Regions from separate parts of the Homo sapiens genome. Here regions 1 and 3 are each linked to region 2. Evidence: read pairs that join two places in POLR2A ChIA-PET (ENCODE). Cell type or tissue: MCF 10A. All regions are shown on one strand. Links, peaks and the distances in the headings refer to the core of each region. The heading gives the core; the rest is flanking DNA. Region 1 overlaps FRS2 (fibroblast growth factor receptor substrate 2). Region 2 holds the start of FRS2 (fibroblast growth factor receptor substrate 2). Region 3 overlaps FRS2 (fibroblast growth factor receptor substrate 2).

Evidence for each region. ChIA-PET counts read pairs that join two places held together with the same protein. Peaks named below come from ENCODE experiments on the same cell type or tissue, not always from the same donor. Only the 100,000 strongest peaks of a DNase experiment are listed, where the experiment ranks them.
Region 1: POLR2A ChIA-PET joins it to region 2 with 21 read pairs; 10 of 35 experiments call an interaction of 5 or more read pairs at or near these places.
Region 3: POLR2A ChIA-PET joins it to region 2 with 11 read pairs; 14 of 35 experiments call an interaction of 5 or more read pairs at or near these places.

The regions. Positions count from the first base shown.
Region 1 is chr12:69,550,296-69,557,699 of GRCh38, forward strand. All of the region lies in intron 3 of FRS2 (fibroblast growth factor receptor substrate 2), which reads left to right. Among named protein-coding and RNA genes, the nearest start is that of MIR3913-2, 31 kb to the right of the region's middle. In MCF 10A, for the core only: no CTCF peak of the experiment used is centred there; a DNase peak (open chromatin) is centred at 3,746.
Region 2 is chr12:69,467,419-69,474,667 of GRCh38, forward strand. It overlaps FRS2 (fibroblast growth factor receptor substrate 2), which reads left to right and starts at 2,970. Exons shown (of 9, transcript NM_001278356.2): 1 at 2,970-3,112. RefSeq lists enhancers at 2,641-3,142, 3,314-3,363. In MCF 10A, for the core only: a CTCF peak has its summit at 3,565; DNase peaks (open chromatin) are centred at 2,943 and 3,553.
Region 3 is chr12:69,531,277-69,538,680 of GRCh38, forward strand. It overlaps FRS2 (fibroblast growth factor receptor substrate 2), which reads left to right. Exons shown (of 9, transcript NM_001278356.2): 3 at 738-780. Among named protein-coding and RNA genes, the nearest start is that of SNORA113, 20 kb to the left of the region's middle. In MCF 10A, for the core only: no CTCF peak of the experiment used is centred there; a DNase peak (open chromatin) is centred at 3,375.

The DNA.
Region 1 (7,404 bases), core at 1,894-5,893, 84 kb after region 2:
TTTTTTCCATCTTCATTGTTTAGTAACTTAATTCAGTCCTCATAGTTATTGCATGCAACAACCACTTCCAAACCTGCAAAAACCATATGAAGTGTAGGGAGTGTTGGTAGGAAATATTTTTAACTCAACCTGTGAGGAAATACAGATTCAGAGAAGTTAAGTAAGAACTCAGATCTCTCTAGTGTCTTACATATTTTAACTAAGTCTAAAATGAAAGGCTTTGTTTTTAGCATTCTAAATTTCTCCAGAAGACATTATCTCCAATAATACCAGCCTGGGCGGTGGAGCAAGACCTGTCTCAAAACATACAATACCACCAAAGCCTTTCATTTTAAATTCTAATGTAGTGTTTAAAGTACATTTAGATAGCAGAGATATTGTATGCCATTTGTCAATTACATGAGGATTAAAACCTCACCTGAGCCATACTGCACTTTCTATTTAGAAGGATGAATCATTTCTGGGAATACAGTTTTGTAATTTACATGTGGAAAATTTAAAACTTTAAGGCTTCAACATGAGTATTTTATGTACATAATTATAGGAAACCAATATTCTTTGTAGCTGTTGAATTAAGTTCAAAGACCTTTCAAAGATAATTCTAAGTCTTTTTAAAAAGATTATTTAAAGTACACAGCTTTTCAGCCAGTATTGGTGAAGAAACATTTTGAGAGTATGACGGAATAAAACATCTTCTTAGAAATTTCAGCTGTTTTTTGTTGAGATTTGTTCTCTTCACATGTGTCTTTAAAAAAAAGAAAAAAGAAAGGAAGAAAGAAATATTCTCAAAGTTGCTTTCAAATCCCAGCACTTTGGGAGGCCGAGGCAGGAGTATTGCCTGAGGCCGGGAGTTCTAGACCCCTTGGGCAACATTGTGAGACCTTGTCTCTACAAAACATTTAAAAAATTAGCTGGGTGTGGTGGTATACGCCTGTAGTCCTAACTACTTTGGGAGGCTGATTCGGGAGGATCACTTGAGCCCAAGAGGTTAAGGCTGCAGTGAGCTTTGATCGCCCCACTACACTGCAGCCTGGGCAATGGAGCGAGACCCTGTCTCAAAACAAACAAACAAACAAACCCAACTACCAGTAATTATATGTTATTGTAAGTTGTTTTCAGAGGGATGAGCTCAAGTGTAGTTATGAATGTGGCTCTTCAGAATTACCTTCACCATGGAAGATTGATATATGTTTAAATTAAGATCCAGATAAATATGAAGGAAAGCAGACCATGAAACCTTTAGAGGAAGGATGCATATTGGCTTTGTTAATGTGGTAGAGAGGAAAACTGAACATTCTAAATTTGGCTTCTAGTAAAATTTTGATTGATTTCTTCACCTTCATTTCCCTATTGAAAAATGGGGAAAATAGTTCCCAGCAGTCTGCATTATGAGATTGTTTTTTAGATCAGTATTTAAGAAGGGCTCAAAAGAACATCACATCAGTCGTGGATGCTCTGGAATCCTACCACTTGATAGTAACTATCTTCAACATCTGGGAAGGAGTAAAGAAAAGATGGTCCAAACAACTTTTCATTTCTGTTATTTGTAATGTGTTGATAGTTCTTTCATTGACTGTATGGCATGTTTTATGGATCCTAAGAAACATTTTCCAATTTTATTCACTAAAATTTGGGTGTGTCTTACAATTAGTGGCATATTACAGTTAAATTGACTTTTTTTCTTTCTCAGTGGTATATAAAATATCAGTCTTAAAATCAGTCATCTCTGGCCGGGCACGGTGGCTCATGCCTGTAATCCCAGCACTTTAGGAGGCCAAGGCGGGCAGATCACCTGATGTCAGGAGTTCGAGACCAGCCTCAACATGGAGAAACCCCGTCTCTACTAAAAATACAAAATTATCCGGGCATGGTGGTGCATGCCTGTAATCCCAGCTACTCGGGAGGCTGAGGCAGGAGAATTGCTTGAACCTGGGAGGCGGAGGTTGCAGTGAGCCAAGATCATGCCATTGCATTCCAGCCTGGGCAACAAGAGCGAAACTCCGTCTCAAAAAAAAAAAAAAAAAAAAAAAAATCATGTCTCAGCTTTGATTAAAAACAGGATATATGTCTATTAATATTCAAAATAACAACAATAACAGTACAGTGACCACCATACCTGAGGATCACTTTTTTGGTAGGTAGCCTCTACTTTCTTAAACACAACCAAGAACTGGAAAGTAAGAAACAAAGGCTTCTGATGCTTAAAATCACTGTTACAGAACTCATGAAGTAAAGGCCAGGTACTTAAACTTACAAGATCCCTTTGCCTCTGAGTGTAGTGTCTTATTTTGTAGTTCATTAAGTTAATCCTAGGTATCTTATTACAGAGTCCACAGGGATTCAAAAGAGTAAACTATGGGAGGCTGAGGTGGGCAGATCTGAGGTCAGGAGTTCAAGACCAGCCTGGACAACATAGTGCAACCCTGTCTCTACTAAAAATACAAAACTTAGCTGGGCGTGGTGGCGCATGCCTGTAATTCCAGCTACTTGAGAGGCTGAGGCAGGAGAATTGCTTGAACCCAGGGGGCAGAGGTTGCAGTGAGCCAAGATCGCACTGTTGCGCTCCAGCCTGGGTGACAGAGCGAGACTCCATCTCAAAAAAAAAAAAAGTAAACTAAAAAGGAATGCATATAAATGTTTATTAAGTGGTGGTTCTAGGACTTACTGTACTTTGTGCTGAGAATGAGTGACCCATAAACAAATAATTAAAAATTATTTTTTAAAAATAACACAAAACTCAGAACAGGCCACTTAGAGCTATTTTTGTTTTTGTTTTTGTTTTTGTTTTTAGACGGAGTCTCAGTCTCACTCTGTTGCCCAGGCTGGAGTGCAGTGGCACAATCTCGGCTCACTGCAACCTCCGCCTCCCAGGTACACAAGATTCTCCTGCCTCAGCCTCCCGAGTAGTTGGGATTACAGGCGCCCACCTCCACGCCCGGCTAATTTTTTGTATTTTTAGTAGAGACGGGGTTTCACTGTGTTAGCCAGGATGGTCTCGAACTGCTCACCTCATGATCCGCCTGCCTCAGCCTCCCAAAGTGCTGGGATTACAGGCATGAGCCACTGCGCCTGGCCCACTTGGAGCTATTTTAGGAGGAGCTTGCAACCTATGTCAGTTACGCTGATTACAGCTTAGAAGAAATTTCTTATCAAAATGTAATCTGATTCCACTAGCACTTTCTTTAAGGGACAATATGATTGTACCTTTAAATTTTGATTGGAGAATATTGTTGATTAAATTTTCCCTTCTTATGGCTTAATGGAATTACTAGAACGTATTTTTCCTTGAAAGTATCAGGAAAAAAAAAAACAACTTTTGGGAGGCATCTGTTACACATCTGAAATAGGATTTGATTCTGTAATTCCAGTGGTCTCTAGACCTAGATAATTCTACCCATGTTGCTAGATGGCACCAGGGTGCCATTTTTAGGCCTTAGGGCTAAGGAATGGGCGTAGGTGGTAGGGAGGTGTTAGGAAAGAAGTAGGGAAGAAAAACTTTGGGAACATATTGTGGTACTGAAGACTGTCTCTAGGAGTTCTCAGTGGGCAGTTGCATACCAGGTGTCCAGCTGCATTATTTATGTTTGAAGTAAACCCAGGCTGTGTGTCTCCATGAATTCATAGTATTGGGGGCTTTTCAAGACATTCATTCCCCTAAGATGTGAATTTTGAGCATAGCTTGTTGGCCTCAGGCACTTTAACCTGAGAGTAGATGTTAAGTTCTGCTTGTTGGCAGGTTTCCAGCATTTACTCATTAGAGTTTCCCTACTTAAATGCTCCTGGCAGTTTCCCTTGGCCACTGTGTTCTTCACAGTCTGCCCAAACGTGTTTTGTATGTAGTCTGCTTTTGGGCTCTGCTTAGACACTTACAGCTTTTGTTTCTAAAGAACCCTTCAGTAAGTATTGATTTGTATTTTCTTTAGTTAATAATTCATTGATTATAAAAGCTATTCAAACACTAGAAAACATAAAAAGAAAAAATCCTTTTCATTCTACCACCAAATTAATCAGTGTTAACATTTTAGGGTGTGTTCATCTAGTCTCTTTTTGTGGGTTTATGTATTTTATGTGGAGGTAGGGGAGAGAAAAATAGGTGTAAAACATTATTTTGTAAAAATGCAAATCCTCTCAAGTTTGCTACTGGGTGTGAAGAGCAACTTTTAAAATAAAATTTTGTAGAATAATTTTAGAATGTTAAGTTGCAAAGATAGTACAGAGATTCCCATATACCCTTCACCTAGCTTCCCCTAATGTTAACATCTTACATAACCGTGACATATTTGTCAAAACTAAGAAATTAATACTAGTACAATACTATTAACTAAACTACAGACTATTTACATTTCTTCTGTTTTTCTAATGTTCTTTTTCTGTTCCAGGATCCAACCTAGGGATACATATTGCATTTAGTGGTTTGTTGTTGTTTTGAGACAGTGTCTTACACTGTTGCCCAGGCTAGAGTGCAGTGGCATGATCACAGCTCACTGCACTGTTGGCCTCCTGGGCTCAAGCGATCCTCTCACCTCAGCCTCCCCAGTAGCTGGGATTACAGGCATTCGCCACCACGCCCAGCTAACTTTTTTTTTTTTTTTTTGTAGAGACAGGATCTCACTAAGTTGCCCAGGCTGATCTTGAATTCCTGGGCTCAAGCAGTCCTCCCTACTTGGCCTCCTAAAGTGCTGGGATTGTAGGTGTGAACCACGTGCTCAGCCCAGCTTTATTTTTTTTAATAATATTTTTTTTTACCTTTTTTCGTTTTTCTTTTTTTTGAGACGGAGTCTCACTGTCACCCAGGCTGGAGTGCAGTGGCGCAATCTCAGCTCACTGCAACTTCTGCCTCCCAGGCTCAAACAATTCTCCTGACTCAGCCTCCCGAGTAGCTGGGATTACAGGCATGTGCCACCATGCCTGGCTAATTTTTGTATTTTTAGTAGAGATGGGGGTTTCATCATGTTGGCCAGGCTGGTCTCAAACTCCTAACCTTAGGTGATCTGCCCGCCTCAGCCTCCCAAAGTGCTGGATTACAGGCATGAGCCACTGTGCCCAGCCCTTTTTTCTTATACTTAATTTTATATCATGAACATTTTGTCTTTGTCATTAAATAGCTTTTGAACAATACTTATTTTAAGAGCTCTATAAAAGTTAATCACAGGGATAGATGTGCTCGGATGCAAACTTTTCTGGTAAACTTTTTGTTGTTGGCATTTCATGAGGGGGAATGTTACAAAACGTATATACAATTGACCCTTTAACAACACAGGGTTTGAACCGTATGGATCCACTTATAGATGGATTTTGTCAACCAGAAAGTATTTGTGGGATGCGAAATTTCCATATACAAAGGGCTGACTTTTCATACACACAGATTCCACAGGGATGACTGTGGCACTTGAGTGTGCACGTGTTTTGGTCCATACAGAGGCACTGGAACCAATACCCAGATACACCAAGGGATGACTATACAGAACAAACATTTTTATTAGTGGGATACTTGAATCGGGTGTGTTAGATTGTAACAGTTATTTTGAGTGCACTGCTCTAGAAGTAGAGAATAAATAGGCAAATTTAGTTTTCTTTGAGAATATATTTAACAATATTTTAGGTTGATTTAAATGCAGAAACATTTAAATGAGCTATTTGTGAAACAGTTTGTTTTGGGGGTTATAGTTGCTTGGCATTTGGCATAGCTTCTTTTGATCAGTGTGTGTGTGGCGGGGGGGGGGGCGGTGTACACATGGTATACACATTTCATGTGCACATAGTCAATATTAGACTTTAAAAAAAAATTAGAGATGATGTCCTGCTATGTTGCACAGGCTGGTCTCAAAGTCCTGGCCTCAAGCAATCCTCCTGCCTCAGTCTTCCAAAGTACTGGGATTACAGGCGTAAGCCAGCACACCTGGCCCATATTTAGACTTTTAATATTAGTCTAGTAACATCATATCCAACTGAGTTTGGAAATACAGATTTATAGTAAATTGTGCTTATACATTTCTATATTCAGTTTTGAAAAATATCTTTTAATTTACTTTTCTTTCTTTCTTTCTTTCTTTTTTTTTTTAAGTCTCACTCTGTTACCAAGCCTGGAGTGCAATGGCGAGATCTCAGCTCACTGCAGCCTCCACCTCCCAGGGTCAAGCGATTCACATGTCTCAGTCCCCTGAGTAGCTGGGACTACAGGCATGTACCATCGCACCCGGCTAATTTTTGTATAGAGACGGGGTTTCATTGTGTTGGCCAAACTGGTCTTGAACTTCTGACCTCAAGTGATCTGCCTGCCTTGGCCAAAGTGCTGGGATTACAGGCGTGAGCCATCGTGACCAGCTTTTGCTTACTTTTCTGTTATCCAACATTAATGTTTATTTAGTTCTAGGTTAAAGTATCATATATAAAAAGTGAAGATGCCTAGGGATTTTCTTACGTGTCTTTTAGTGTTTTATTGATGTTTATGGTTTGAATAATATTAGTTCGTGTATTTAACATGAATCTTGAAATTAGAGTGACTTGGATTTAAATTTTGTTGTTTTAAAAAATAAAGCCATGAAGCCAAATGCTTTTTAAGAACTATTAGGTATACCATATTAAGGAAAATATTATAAAATTCGTACTGTGGTTTTACCTCCTACAGTTGCTCAGTTTAGTAAAAACTTCATTGTCTATAAACATGAGTGTAATAGAAAAAACTGAATTGATTTTAAGTTACTCAGTGATTACATTAAGAACAACTTGGCATTTATTTGGGAAATAACAATTCCTTTGAATTTCACAGTATTTTTTAGTAAATGGGTATTGGGTTAAAGATTTTATATATGTGTTTTTCATAAGTTAAGTATTTATTATGCTAGAGTTCTGTCCCTGCTAAGGGATTAGTGTTTATTAGTAAATTTCTAAACTAGAGGTTTATTATGAAGGTTAAGTGACCCTTTATTAATTTGACACAGTTGTAAGATTAATACATAGAAATTATCACTGAGCTAAAGAATAAAAACATGGAATTTTGATCTACAATGTTTACAGAAAACTGAATGCACTGACTCTATGAGATCAAATCTATTCATTCAGATTTTCAGAGTTAATGATAATCGTTTTCTAGAGAGTACCTCTACTTTCTTACTGCTACCTTAAAAGCACACACCTTTGCTTTCTGTGGTGCGATCTGTGAATTTTTAGTGGAGAGAGCTGTGTGATTGCTCATATAGAATGTTCATCCTTTTGGTGTTGCTAGAGGATGGTATTTGATTTCCCTGTATATGTTTTTATACTAAACTAAGAGTTTCTTTGAGAGTTCTGAAGGTTGATTGTGTGTGTGTGTGTGTGTGTGTGTGCGCGCGCGCGCGCGCGCAGGTGCATGCACGCTAGGATTGTTGCCCTTGGTACTAATGACCTTATTGAATTAGCTAAGAC
Region 2 (7,249 bases), core at 1,033-5,032:
CAACTTTTTCTTTGGCACTCTTCTTTATGAATCAGGAGATAATTGGGAAAGACTTCACCGTCCAGAATCACACAGCAACACTTGCCTAAACATACAATGCCTTAATAACTTGCCTTTTTACTGTTTTTCTTTAAAAAGCTGAAAGTGCTTACACTTTCATTTCCTCATTTGTTCTGACATTCCAGTGTGGGTGGGGCAGATTTATGATAACATTATTTATAGATGGAGAAATCGAAATAGAGATTAAATCGCTTAATCAATGTTGCATAGCTGGGGCAGTGGAGCCCACAGTGGAATTTGGTTCTCCAGGCTCCAGCCACGAAGTGGAAAGAACATGAGTTTTGGAATTAGAGGGATCTTTGCACAATCCTGATTCTGCCCCTTAACAAGAATGTGGCCTTAAGTCAATTACTTCACCTAAGTCTCAGTTATCCTCATCTCTAAAATTAAGACCATAAAACCTCATAGCAATGTAGTGAAGATTAATTTAGAAAACGCGTGTAAAGCCTTGGCATAGAGTAATTCCCAAATAATATTAGTTCCACCCCCAACCCAGTATTATCTGGTTACATTTCAGTACAAATTTAAAGTAATCAAAATGAATCCTCCATTATAGTAATTTTTTTTCTAGCCTCATCTTCTTTCACTGAGAGCAAAACATGAATAAAAATCCTTCAATAGGTCATTTAATTCAACGGCAAGAACTTTTGCTCCGGTAAGAGTTATCCCTGTTGGAAAAAATTAGAAAAAAAGAGGAATATGTGGAAGACAAGATATTAGTTCTTAATATCTTATGCAGTGGTTCTTAAACTTGACAGTATATCAGAATCTCCTGGAGGGCCTGTTAAAACACAGATTGCTGGGTCCCACCCCAGAGCTTCTGATTCATAAGATCTGGGGCGGGACCCAGTAATGTGCATCTGTAACAAGTTCACAGATGATGTTGAGAGGCTTAGTCCAGGGACTTCTAGGGGTGGGGCCCAGCAATCTGTTTTAACAAGCCCTTTAGGTGGTTCTGATGCACTCTCAAATTTGAGAACCACTGGGATAGTGGTGAAAAGCATCTGAGAATATGGTCTGCAAATTCAAACCCAGGCGGCTCCATTTACCAGTTAGATGACCAGATTAAATGACTAACCTCTAGCACCTCTGCATCCCACACAGAGCCTGATAATATCTGTGATTCAGGATTCCTCTCACTATCCCTTTAGGCCTTGAGTAAAAAGAGATGTCGGTGAGTCCTGCCAACCCACGCTGTTTTTTACTTCTTCACACTCTGAGGCACAAAAGGCTGCTTGAATTTGAGTATTACGGAAGTATTTGCCAACACTTCTGCGATCACAAAAATAAAGTAAGAAAGCCCTGTAAATAAAGCCAAGAGCAGTGGCATTGTTTGCATCTTAAATTTGTAATAATGGGTTTTCAACTTTTTTCCTTTCCCCTGCCTTTCATAGTAGAAACATTTAAAAATCTTCCCCGCCACCCCCCCCCCCCCCAGTTTCAAGAGATGTTAGTACATTTGTTTTGCAGATAGTATGCATTGCTAAGAGGCTTTTTTTTCTTTCCCTGCATCCCAGATACAGAATCTGCCTCAGATATCTGGTGCCTTTCTGATTTTGTGGCTGAGGAATCCCACGCCCTCCTCCTTTCCATCCCTTTTCCCTGTCTGGTATGTAACTCTGTGGGTCCTCATATTATCACTGCATGGAGCTTCACAAGCACCTGTATTTTTCCAGTTGTAAAAACCCCTACTCTTTCTTTTTTTTTTTTTTTTTTTTTTTGAGACGGAGTCTCGCTCTGTCGCCCAGGCCGGACTGCGGACTGCAGTGGCGCAATCTCGGCTCACTGCAAGCTCCGCTTCCCGGGTTCACGCCATTCTCCTGCCTCAGCCTCCCGAGTAGCTGGGACTACAGGCGCCCGCCACCGCGCCCGGCTAATTTTTTGTATTTTTAGTAGAGACGGGGTTTCACCTTGTTAGCCAGGATGGTCTCGATCTCCTGACCTCATGATCCACCCGCCTCGGCCTCCCAAAGTGCTGGGATTACAGGCGTGAGCCACCGCGCCCGGCCAACCCCTACTCTTTCTTATTTCCTTAACTAATCTTTTCTATTGCCTATTGCTGATGAGGTATAAGAATCGTTAACTTTTATCCAATGCCAGACATTCTGAAATGTTTATCATGCATTATCATTTTGGATTCCTACAATGCAGAGATGATTTTATAACTTGCCAGGGTGAAAAAATAAAAGTAAATAAAAGGAGACAAGCAAAAAGATTCCAGATCCCCACCCCAACCCCCCCAACCCCCCAACCCCAGCTCTCGCCTCTGTTGAAGTCACCAGTGATGACAGAATATAGGAATATAGTTTGAGCCCTGTTTTTAAATAATTTCAAAATCTTGGTATAGGTAGATGAGATTTATACACACGTGAATTAAAATCAACCAACATTTGTGAGATTGGGTTTGGTATCTTTGACCGTTTTTCTCCCCTGCAAGACGTAGATAATAGCACCAACCCCAAGGAGTTTGGGGATGATTAAATAAGTTAATGCACCCGAAGGGACTTAATACAGTGCCTACCACGTAGTAAGCGTTCAATAAATGTTAACTATTATCATTATTTTTTAAAGGAGGCAGATTGGAGCGTAGAGTACACTGAAGGGAGTCGGGAGGCCGGGTGTAGGCACTGGATTCTTGCACCTAATTCTCCGAGCCTCGGTTTCCTTATTTGTAAAATTAGCTGGCTGGAGTAAAACAACTCAAACAGCAGTTAAAGCAAAGGGTGCAGCAGTAGCCGGGGAATCGAGGAGGCGCGGGGCGGAAAGGGTTAGTTAGGAGCCCAGAGGCTGATCTGTGGGCGCCCGGCGAGAGAGGCCCCGCCCCGCCCTGGAGGCCCTGGCAGCTCCGGGCTGAGAGCAGTTCCGGTGCCAAAACCCTTCCCTCCCCCGCTCCCCCGGAAGTGCTTTTCCAAGATTCGGGCCGGAGAGAGGCCTTGTAGGCACAGCGGCTGAGACTCGATCTGCTCCAAGTAGGGGCTCCAGCGCGGGTCGGAGTCTGGGGGTTCGCGCCCGCCGACCCGCGCCCTGCTCCCTCTCAGCACCTGGGCGGACGGTGAGTGGCTAGGGAAACGGACTGGGACGGCCGCGGGCCCGCGTCGGAGCTGGCGTTCTCGTGCCCCCGCTGCCCGCTTCGGGATCCGGGCTGAGGGCTCGGCTGCCGGCGTCCGGGGAAGGGGATTGTCGACCGCCGCGGACTTCTCCGGGCCAGCGGGACGGGAAGAGCTGGCTGTGGGTCCATGGGGTGGGCGGGGCGGAGCCAGGGAGGGGGTTCCCAGAGCTGTTGTTGCTGTTGGGACTCGAGAGTGGGGATGGGCTGGGCCTCTGTTCGTCCGTCCGACCCCCCTCATGTGTGCTGCCCCAAACCTCGCCGCTCCCTAGTTTGGTATTCTGTGTCCGGCCTGGGGTAGTAGCTGGACACCAGACTCAATCTTGGGCTCCAGTTCCCGACTTTTCGCCTCCTCTGGGTCTGTCCTGGGGTCAGTAATTAACCCGGGTCCCAGGGGTGTCGTCTTTTCCCTCCAGGGTGGGGCGCTGCCTGTACATGCCAGGGATCTTTTGCAGGGCTTTTCATCCAGATTTGCTTCAGGGTTGTCCGGGATCGATTTGGACTGGGCTCGGAACCGGTCCTGGATACGTAGGTCGCTGTGGCACCAGCATGCTCTGTATCATCTTTACTCACTTGAAAGCTTGCTGAAGCTGTTGTTGAAGTAAACTTAAAGAAAAAACTTGCTTAAGGAAAATCAGTAGTTTAGACACCCCCTCCCCCGCCTTTTTTTGCAGACATACTAAAAAAAAAAAGATGCTTTTCTCTAATCTACACTCTTAATTCTTTTGGCTATCTGATGTCACAGTTGTATGATGAGTTCATTCAGAGGCTGTACGAATTGATTTTAAAGAGTTGGACAGTTATATCCTTTCTCCCAAAGTTTGTTTACCTTCATATTTGGAACTGTCATTTTTCTTAAGGAAAAATTGTTCTTGGATTTTCTTGAGAGATTCCTTACACTGTTAAAATTGTTGCTGCAATGCAGAGTTTCACACAGGTGGGCAGAGATGTTTTGTTTAAACTTATTCCATGAAGTGTTTACTTCGGATAAACTGAGGATTTCCTAGGGGAGAAAGTGATGTAGGTAGGTTTAGTGAACAGATTTTAGGTAGTAAACTTTACTGCTGAAAGGTTTGTAGGAAATATGGGTTTTCCACAATAAATGGTGATTTAAAAACTTTTTATAAGGGAATGCAGTTACTGCAGATTATTGCTATTAGCAGATGGCCACTGTTTTTGCAGCGTAAAGTATTCACAAATCACCTTCTTGAAACCAGTGACGCTATCTGCAACTCTCATCTTGTGTGTAGATTAGGGTTTATTCTGTAGTTTTTTGGGTACTTATGTCATTCTCTTTCCTCCCACCCCTGAAAGGGGAGGTGGTATCATGAATCAGGAAAAATAGACTGAAGTGACAAGTTCAGTGAGCTTTTCCTATGCAAAGGAAAATTTATTTCAAGGTTGTTGATTTTGAACAGGCAAAGGGTAGATGATTTTTAAAGTCCTTGGAAAAAATTGTGGAGAGATTAGCTGCACAACTTTTCTTTTTCCTCTTCCTTTCTTTTCTTTTTTCTTTCTTTTCGAGACAGCCTCATTCTGCTGCCCAGGCTGCAGCACAGTGGCCCCATCATAGCTCACTGCAGCCTCCAACTCCTGGACTCAAGCAGTCCTTCTGTCTCAGACTCCTGAGTGGCTAGGACTATAGGCACCAACCACCACACCTGGCTAATTTTTTTTTTTTTTTTTTTTGTAGAGCCGAGGTTTCACTATGTTGCCCAGGCTGGTCTTGAACTCCTGGGCTCAAGTGATCCTCCCATCTCGGCCTTCCAAAGTGCTGGGATTACAGTTGTGAGCCACCATCCCCAGCATATTTGCACAACTTTTAAATTTAGATAGAAACTGTAGCTTCTTCCACATGTGAAGTACTTAATTATTTAGAGCATAAGATTGGAATATTGGAATTGAGAGAATCTGGAAAAATAGTTAAGTTAGATGTAGTTACAGATTTGCAGGTATGACAATGTATTTTTAAGGGAAATACTTCAAGAGTTTTAAGAGCAGAGAAAGGTGATTGGGGAAAATCAGATACTGATTGTATTTTTATATTATACAAGTCAATTCAACAAACACTGAGCATTTGCTATGCATGTTATGCTATGTTATGCATAGCATGCTATTTGCTATGCTATGTTAGGTAACTATGTAAGGAGCAAATAAAGGTATAGCCATAACAGTTGAGTTTCATGTTTTGGTAATAATTTCTGAAATCATGAAGAGTTGAGTTGTATTCTTTAGGCATACTAACAATTTTTTTTGTAATTGGGACTTAACATTGGCGATGGGTGTTGAGTGCTTCATGAAAAGCGCTATACTAGGCATTTTAGGATATAAAGATTAAACTTTTGGTTTTTAGGAATTTGAAATCTAGAAGGGGATATAAGATTTGTGTAAACATTTACAACATAAACATTTGTAAATACTTATGGGTGGTTTGAGGTAAAGTTTGGAGTAAATTATACAAAAGAAGAAAGGGTTCATTTTTAGCTTAAGTAATGGAAATTTGTGGAGATAGCTCAGAAGCTACTGTTTATTGAGCATTTACTGAACAGACTTAATGCTAGTTGCTGTTTACAGCATTTTCTTAGCTTCACAGCAATATGTAAGTACCTTAATAATGAGGACAGTGAGGCTCAAATATGTTAAGTTACTTGCCTGGGCTATGTGGCTAGCATGTAACAGCCCCAATTTGAATCCAAATCTGTCTGGTGCCAAAGCCTGTGTGTTTCTACTGCATCATGTTGCTCCCCAATAAACTGGTAACCTGAGTTTAATGTTACAGAGAATAAGACTTTTCTAAGACAAAGATTTATGGATTGGGAGTAGGTGGGTGAAGAAGGCCTTTCAAATAAAGAGAATGATGTGAGCAGAAGTGTGGAGGTGGGAAAGTTCATTGTGTACTTGGAGAAAAGTTAGTGGACCAGATTACCTGGAATATACTGTTCATTTTTGGGAATTAGAGATGAGGTTTGAATTTTAAGTGGGGGCAGGATTGTGGAGCATGTTTAAGTGCTGCTTTTAGAAGTTTGACATTTGGGGAAAAAAAGTTCGACGTTTGGGAGGTAATGAGAAGTTACCAAGGTCTAATAGAGTAGTGTGCAGAATGATTTGATGTGGAAAGCTGACTTTCAATGTAGTATAAATACTGGGCAAGGGCAGTGGTAATGGAATTAGAGTGAAGGCTCTGCAGGACCTCAATGTCGTAGGTGGGTGGCGAGGAGGAGGGGTTTTTGGAGCAGGTTTGGAGGAGATGGAAGGTGAAGATTACACTTTTGTTTTTGAGACAGAGTCTAGCTTTGTTGCCAGGCTGGAGTGCGGTGGCGTGATCTTGGCTCACTGCAACCTCCGCCTCCTGGGTTCAAGTGATTGTCCTGCTTCATCTTCCCGAATAGCTGGGACTACAGGTGCTCACCACCACGCCCAGCTAACTTTTGTATTTTTAGTAGAGACGGGGTTTCACCATGTTGACCAGGATGGTCTCGATCTCTTGACCTCGTGATCCGCCTGCCTCAGCCTCCCAAAGTGCTGGGATTACAGGTGTGAGCCACTGCGCCCAGCTGAAGATTACACTTTTTAAGTGTCGGAGATGTTGACGGTGGTACTCTTACTAGAAATACGGGCAAGGAGGTACGTAATGAGATCAGTTTTGGATTTGTTGACTTTTTTGTATACTTGCCAAACGCTGGAAATGTCCAAAGGCTTTTGGAAATGTGGATTTGTGGTTAAGGGGAGAGGTCAGGACTAGGCATATATTAAACATGGGTTTAGTGAATAATACAAATAGGTGTACTGGTTGAATCTGTGTAAGAAGATGAAAGTGCCAAGGGAGAATGTAGAGGGGAAAGAAAAAAAAAACTTCTGTTTTAAATGGCATCTGTTTAAAACAGAAGGAAATATGCTAAGTGATTTATTTTATGCAGTGGGTAAAGAATTTGATAGTATGTCCACTGCTTCTTCACACTGTAGGTTCACACGGAGTAGAAAGAATCTGATCATTAAAAATCCAATTGGGAAATACAGTTTTCTTGCCCTGGGTAGCAAGAATACTATGCTATCTTTACCCTGTTTCAGGGAGGACAAACTACT
Region 3 (7,404 bases), core at 1,591-5,590, 64 kb after region 2:
CTGAGATTGCACCACTGCACTCCAGCCTGGGCAACAGAGTGAGATACTGTCTCAAAAAGAAAAAAAAAAAAGGTAGACATTAAAGTTACCTTGTATTTTTGGTTTTACTTTGTAGTACAAATTCTACCATACAGCTCTAAGAAGTGTATTTCTGTGATGTATCTTACAGCATAATTTTGGTCATTATGCTACTTGCATATTTTTAAAAATTAAATTTGTTTCGTATGTTTCTTCCTAGGATTAAAAGTATACCCTTCAGTATGGGGTGTCTTATTGGAGTGGTGAAAATATTATGGAATTAGATGATGTGGTCATGGTTACAAAACTTTGTGAATATGTAAAAAAAACACTGTTCAAAGAAATGCTTTTTACCTTATGTGAATTACACCGAAAAAAAAAAAGGACCCTTCAGAACATCAAGTCTTAGAAAGAGTATAAAATCTATTTGACTTAACAGCTGTTTTAGAATATAAAAATTGCCACATATCATCAGGTACCTAGCAAAATGACTTGATATTTAGAGAATAGAATAAGTATTTTTGTAATAAAAGTAATACATTTTGGTTTTTTATAACACATACTTTTGTTATTAGAGACCAACTGTCTCTCAAGCTTTCGTAATATCAAATGTCATAGCGTAATATTCTGAATGTACTCTGTTAGCATTTTGTAATTTTTCATTTTTAGTAGACTGTCTTGAAACTAACATTTCCACTTTCTACCTGAAATTTTTTTAGGAACAAAATTGTATCTGTTTTTCTCAGAAGAGAATTCCACAAGGTAAGAAATTGTAAATATAGTAATAAAACTAATATTGTTGAGTAAGGCTTAATTGCTCCTGATTTTTAAAAATTTGTTTCCATGTATTTATTTAATATCTTTTCTTTATTATGGGATTCTCACTAATTTATTAGCCACTGTTTTACTATGTCAGAATTTGCTAGCAAGACACAGATCATCTTGTTTGAATTTAGGATAAAAGGGAATGATAAAAGTAGTCACCTTTAAAATTCAAATACTGCTTCTCATGGTCAGAGCTTATTGAGTGGGTTTATCCTTTTTAGGAAAAAAGTTCTTCCATTGGGGCTCATTTATCTTTTACTCAGTGGACATTGCCTACGTGACTTGGAGGAGTAGAGGGTTCATAGGAGCTCTCTTAGGGGCTGGTAGATTTGTTTGTTTGTCTGGTAAGGGTTGCATCCTCCAGAGGGGAGGAATGCTGTGTCCTTGCATGGCAGAAGGTGGAGGGCAAGCAAAACTAATGCTGAGCAAAGCTTCTTTTATAAACGCCTTAATTAGGTCATGAGGAAGGAGCCCACATTACCTAGTCACCTCCTAAAGGTCCCGTCTCTTAATACTATCACATTGGCCATTAAATTTCAGCATCTGAATTTTAGAAGGGACACATTCAAACTATAGCAGGAAGGGAATTCACACATCTGCTGAAAGTGAAGCCAAGATTAGGGCTTTTTAAAATAAGTATTAATTTATATATCAGCACTTAAGTATTTATAAGATCTTTGGTGGGAAGACCAGAAAGTACTGAAGTTGATATTGACTTGTTATTCTATTCATTGTTGAATAATCCCGCCATCCTTTTTAAAAACTAAGAGAATTATACATCAGGTAACATAGTTCCTTTCTCCAGTTTCTTTAATTTTGAGTCTTTTGTATGGCATAGTAATTTTCTTATTCTTACTTTGATGTGTTACCACACTGCATAAATAGAATAGATAGTATTCTCATTTTACAAATGAGGAAACCAGTAGTAGGATTGGCTTTAGGTTCTTTTACTAATCTTATACTGCCACCCTATCAGCTGATACTTTCCTGTATATAAAAGGTATAACAACTAGGATAGTCTTAACTTGAAAGAAGTTGTTTCTAACCAGGAAGAACCTCATAGCCTGAGAAGTTTAAAAAACACACATATACAGACAAAAATATAAGCAGTGAATACTGTAGGCCATAGTCAAAGGAACATTTATTAATGTGGAAGGTCCACCTCTGTTATATAGAAAAGTATTTCAGAAGTATTTCCAATTTAGAATGAATGCCATAAATTTAAGTTGTCTAGGTTTTTTTTTTTTGAGATGGTGTTTTGCTCTTGTTGCCCAGGCTGGAGTGCAATGGCGCGATCTTGGCTCACCACAGCCTCCGCCTCCTGGGTTCAAGTGATTTTCCTGCCTCAGCCTCCTGAGTAGCTGGGATTACCGGCACGCACCACTGTGCCTGGCTAGTTTTGTATTTTTAGTAGAGACGGGGTTTCTCCATGTTGGTCAGGCTGGTCTCGAACTCCCGACCTCAGGTGATCCGCCTGCCTTGGCCTCCCAAAGTGTTGGGATTACAGGTGTGAGCCACCACGCCTGGCCATATTTCTAGTTTTGAGCATGCCTGTTTACTTAAAGGTTATGTGTCTAGTTTTGATGGGTGGGAAATTAGAATTTCATCGGGGTGATGAAATGAGCAATTTGATCTTGTGTTTTTCAGAATATAGTAATCCCCTCCCCGCCAAATTATTTGTTTGTAGTGTGAAAATCAGGTATACTGGATTATAAACCAGTATCTTCCGTCCCAAAAGGCTTAATTTGGTTCAGACACTGCTTTATTGTTAGAGGCAGAGATTTAGATTGTTTTTGAGGAATCCAGTGCTATTCTAGGTCATTTTAGGTCTGAAGGGTCTTCAGATATGTAATAGTAACCACTTGGCTTACACCTAGCTTACATTTAAGCCTGTGGAAAGACTGAGAGAGATTTCACATGTAGGTGGTGGAATATGGAAATGCAGATTGATAGTCTACTTGGAGTTATGGGTCTTTGAAGTTTAGCAGTCTTTTTGTTGTTCAAAAATACACTATGACATTAAAAAGACGTGGGTCTTCTGACCCTGATGTCTTATTGTGTATTAGGGCTTCAGGTGTTACAGTTCATTTTAACTGAGGTTGAACGTAATACACAAAAATGTGGATTGTTTTATAGTTTATAAAAGAACAGTTATTTTAGGTACCTTTTTGTTTCATGTTCCACTCTTAGAGTTCCTTATTAGCTGGCTTGATTTTATTTTTTCAGCTACGTGCTTTTAGATTAAAAAACAAAAAAACAAAATTCAGAATAGGTTGAAACTCAACACAAATTGCTGCCACGTAACAAAAGTGCTGATCAAGTTAAATCAACCCCTGTAATGTGTACTGAAAGGAAAACCTCTCCTCTCTCCCCCAATTTGAAGAACAAGCATTTTCCCTGCCAAGAAGTACTGACTTTAAATGGACCAGCTGTCCATATTAGGAGTACAGGGTTGCTAAGGTGACCATGGCTGTTTGGAGAAGAATGCAGCTGAGAGGGCAAGTTCTCGATGTGTGAGCTGAGGGAAGGAATGTGGTGTGATTATGCATCATTCCTCCTAATCACATGCTCACAAAGTGCTGTGTGGGCAGCATGTAGAAACTACAAGTCTGAGCGCTGGAGCTTGTGTGTGGTTAAAAGCATTTTGTTTTCATGTAAGCCACAGGCTTACAGTTTAGATGAAAAAGGTCTGCCTTGTATGTATGTGTGTGTTTGGGGTTAAAGTTGGGGACGGTGCTTTGATGGTAGATGAAATGGCAATGAATTTATTTTGCTTGATAGATACATATTTTTATTGTTTTTTAAATTATTTATCTTGGAATAAATGTCATCTTTCCAGTTGATCCTTTTCAGTCATATATACAGTATTAATAGTCCCAAGTAAATGATGTGTTCCTTGTAATTGTGTATTTCTTTGGCACTGTAATTTCAGAATGATTTGGAAATTCCTAAAAATGTGTTGTCTACTTGTTCCATTTCTTCTTTTTAAAAAACTGAGTGTTTTTTCCTCAAGGCATCCAAAGATAGGTTCTGGGCGTATCTGACAAATAAGTAGCCAATTTGGTAAAAATAATGATTCAAGGACAGTGAGAATGGTCAAACTAACATCCCATTTACCTGAGATGCTGTTAAGATTTTACTGTGGGCACCATTACTAATACTTGAAATGAGATCTAGATACAGGCGTTGATGTAGATACTTAAATGAAATGTGTTATTTTTGTTTTTTATCCTTTTTTGTTAATCCCTACAGTGATGTGTTGATCTTAAATGAGGGCGTAAATGTGATGTATTTAAGATGTGAAGTAGCTTGAACAGTGGCAGCCCTGTATTACATGAGCATCATATTATTTTTCATAATCAGATAGTCTCTTTGCTTTGAAATGATTGCTGTTAAGTGATTAATTTATAAAATATGGAGGGAAATGAAAGGATTCAAATAATTTGACCTCTTGGGCTCAAGCAATCCTCCCACCTAGAATATGGCTAATTTTTATAAATGTTCCATGTGTATTTAGAAAGAATGCAGCTTTTTCGGTTATTAAGTACAGTGTTATATTTATGTCTAAGAACTTGTTAATTGTTCTCTTCATATCTTCTCTGTCTTGGTTTTGTTTTGGATTCGGGTTTAGTTTTATTTGGGGACTGATTTATGAGTTTCTCTAGTAAGAAAGACATGGTAATTAATGTCTCTCACCATGGCTATGGGTTTGTCAGTTTCTCCTTATAGATGTGTTAATTTTTGCTTTATTTATTTTGAATGTATGCTATTAAGTACATTAATAATAAGCCAAAATAATTAAACAATTTAGAATTAGAATTGTTTTATCTGTTTGTTGAATTGAATTTTTATCATTATGAAAGGGCCCTCTATCTGAACACACTTTTAGCCTTACAGTTTTTTTTTAATTGTTGTTATTGCTGTTTTCTTGGATTAATATAGCTAGTATAGTTTTCTTTTGGTTACTGTAGTATTTTCATTCTTTTTTTTTTTTTTTTTTTTTTTTTTTTTTTTTTTTTTTTGGAGACGAAGTCTTACTCTGTTACCCAGGCTGGAGTGTAGTGGCATGATCTCAGCTCACTGCAACCTCCATCTCCTGGGTTCAAGGAATTCTCGTGCCTCAACCTTCTGAGTAGCTGGGATTACGTGTGTGCACCACCATGCCTGGCTAATTTCTGTTTTTTAAGTAGAGATGGGGTTTCCCATTTTGGCCAGGCCAGTCTCGAATTCCTGACCTCAGGTGATCGCCCGCCTCAGCCTCCCAAAGTGCTGGGATTACAGGCGTGAGTCCCCGCACCCGGCCAGTATTTTCATTCTTTAGTTTTTCATGTATTTTGATTGGAGTTTTGTAAATAGAATAAGGTTGAGTTTTATTTTTGTTCTGAATGACAATCTTTATTTTTTAACTGGAGAACTTTAGTCAATTGTGTTACCGATAGATTTAGTTTTTTTTTTTTTAATTTTTTTTTTTCTTTTTTGAGACAAGATCTCACTCTGTTGCCCAGGCTGGAGTGCAGTGGCACGATCCTTTAGCCTCGATCTGCTGGACTCAACGATCCTCCCACCTCAGCCTCTCAAGTAGCTGGGACCACAGGCATGCGCTACTGTGCTGGGCTGATTTTTTAATTTTTTAGAGATGTTATCCCACTATGTTGCTTAAGTTGGTCTTGAATTCCTGGACTCAAGTGTTCCTACTGCCTCAGCCTCCCAAAGTGTTGGAATTACAGATGTAAGCCACCGTGCCCAGCTCTGATTTACGTGTATTTCTGTCCCCTTCTGTGGTTTTTCTATTTATCCAATTCTTCCTCTCATTCTTGCCAGTCTTTTGTGTTGAGTTGGACATATATATTTGTCTCATTCCATCTCCTCTCCATACCTTGCATGCATGTATACTTGTTTATAATTAATATATTATTTATTCTTTTAGTGGTTGCTCTGGCTATTTTAACATGCTTTTCTTAGGAAAGTCCAATTAATCAGTATCTTTAACCTATTCCTGAATAATGTAGTAACTTAGCATGCTCTGGTTGTCCTCCTCCCAACCTGTAACAGTGTTGTCTGTTATCTTAGTTTTGGCATATTCTTCTTATGCACACATACAGAATTTTAGACAAATTACTGTTTTAGGTAGTAAACCTTTGTTTAAATTTATTTACCTAATTACTGTTTTCTTGGCTTATTGTTCCTTTTTGGATCTGAGACCTTTCTTCTATGATAATTTTTTTTTTTACCTGAGGTACGTTCTTTAGAATTTCCTTTAGTGAAGATCCTTTGGTGAAACAGACACTTTTTTCTTTGTTTAAAGATGTCTTTATTTCATCTTCATTCTTGAAAGGTAGTTTCTCTGTGTGTAGAATTCTGTTTTCTCATGATATTGAAGACATTATTCCAGTACTTTGACTGCTAGTATTGCTGTTGAAAAGTCTTAATTGCCCTTCCTTTGTAAGTAATAACCCTTTTATTTGGCTGTGTTAAGCCTTTTTTTTTCCTTCCCATTTAGTGTTTTGCAGTTTTGTATAATGTATTGAGGGCGTTATTTTTTTCATTCCATCATTTTATTTTTTGTAATCCCACTTGGGATTCTTTGGGCTTCCTGGATCTGAGGATAATAATAATGTCTTTGAATAATTGTGGAAAATTCTTAACCATTATCTCTTTGAATAATGCCTCTTATTTTCTCCTTCTATAACTCTAATTAGACATATAGTCTATTTTTCATGTTACTTATGCCTTTTCATCCTTTTTCGTCTCCACAAACTCATTTAAGAGCTGGCTTATAGTTATAAATTCTTGCAGGAGATTTTCTTCTTTCTACCATCATCAAGATCAAGCAGGCAAGTTTACTTGCTGTCATCTTCTGCAAGGTAGGTTTACTGCTCATTCATTTGTACTTTGTGGATTTTGGGATTTGCAACTGTATGGAAGGCAGTCTTGATCTATATAGTCTGTCTCCCGCAGTCTGCAGTTTTCTAAGCAGCATTATGAAATTACCTTAAAGTCAAGAGCCACCTTTCGTAGCTTTTTACATTTGTGCCAAAATAGGAAAATGTTTAATAATAAAATTAAAAAAACAAATTTTATATATATATATATATATATATATAGCATTGCAGATTATATATATATATACATATATATATAAAGCATTGCAGATTCCAGCAGTAGAGCCAGTCTGGACATCTAACCTACCATGTTGCTAGAAATAGAATTCCTTGATCCATTTCAAATAACATACAACTTACGTAAGGTTTGTATGAGAAACATAATACAGAATGCTAATCGGCGGTCTCCCATTAACAAAAAAAGGCCCTGGCCTTAAGTTTGGTAAATTCATGCCTTTTTATATGTTTAAGCTAAAATAAAATGATTCATGCCTTTTTATATGTTTAAGCTAAAATAAAATGATTCATGCCTTTTTATATGTTTAAGCTAAAATAAAATGTTTAAGGTAAGGAGTGTGTGTGGGGGTGGTATGTGTGTTTTAATTTCCTGCCTTATCCAACTAACTTCATGTCCATTTGAATTAAGATGGATTCTATTGGACTTCCTCTTTTATTCCTC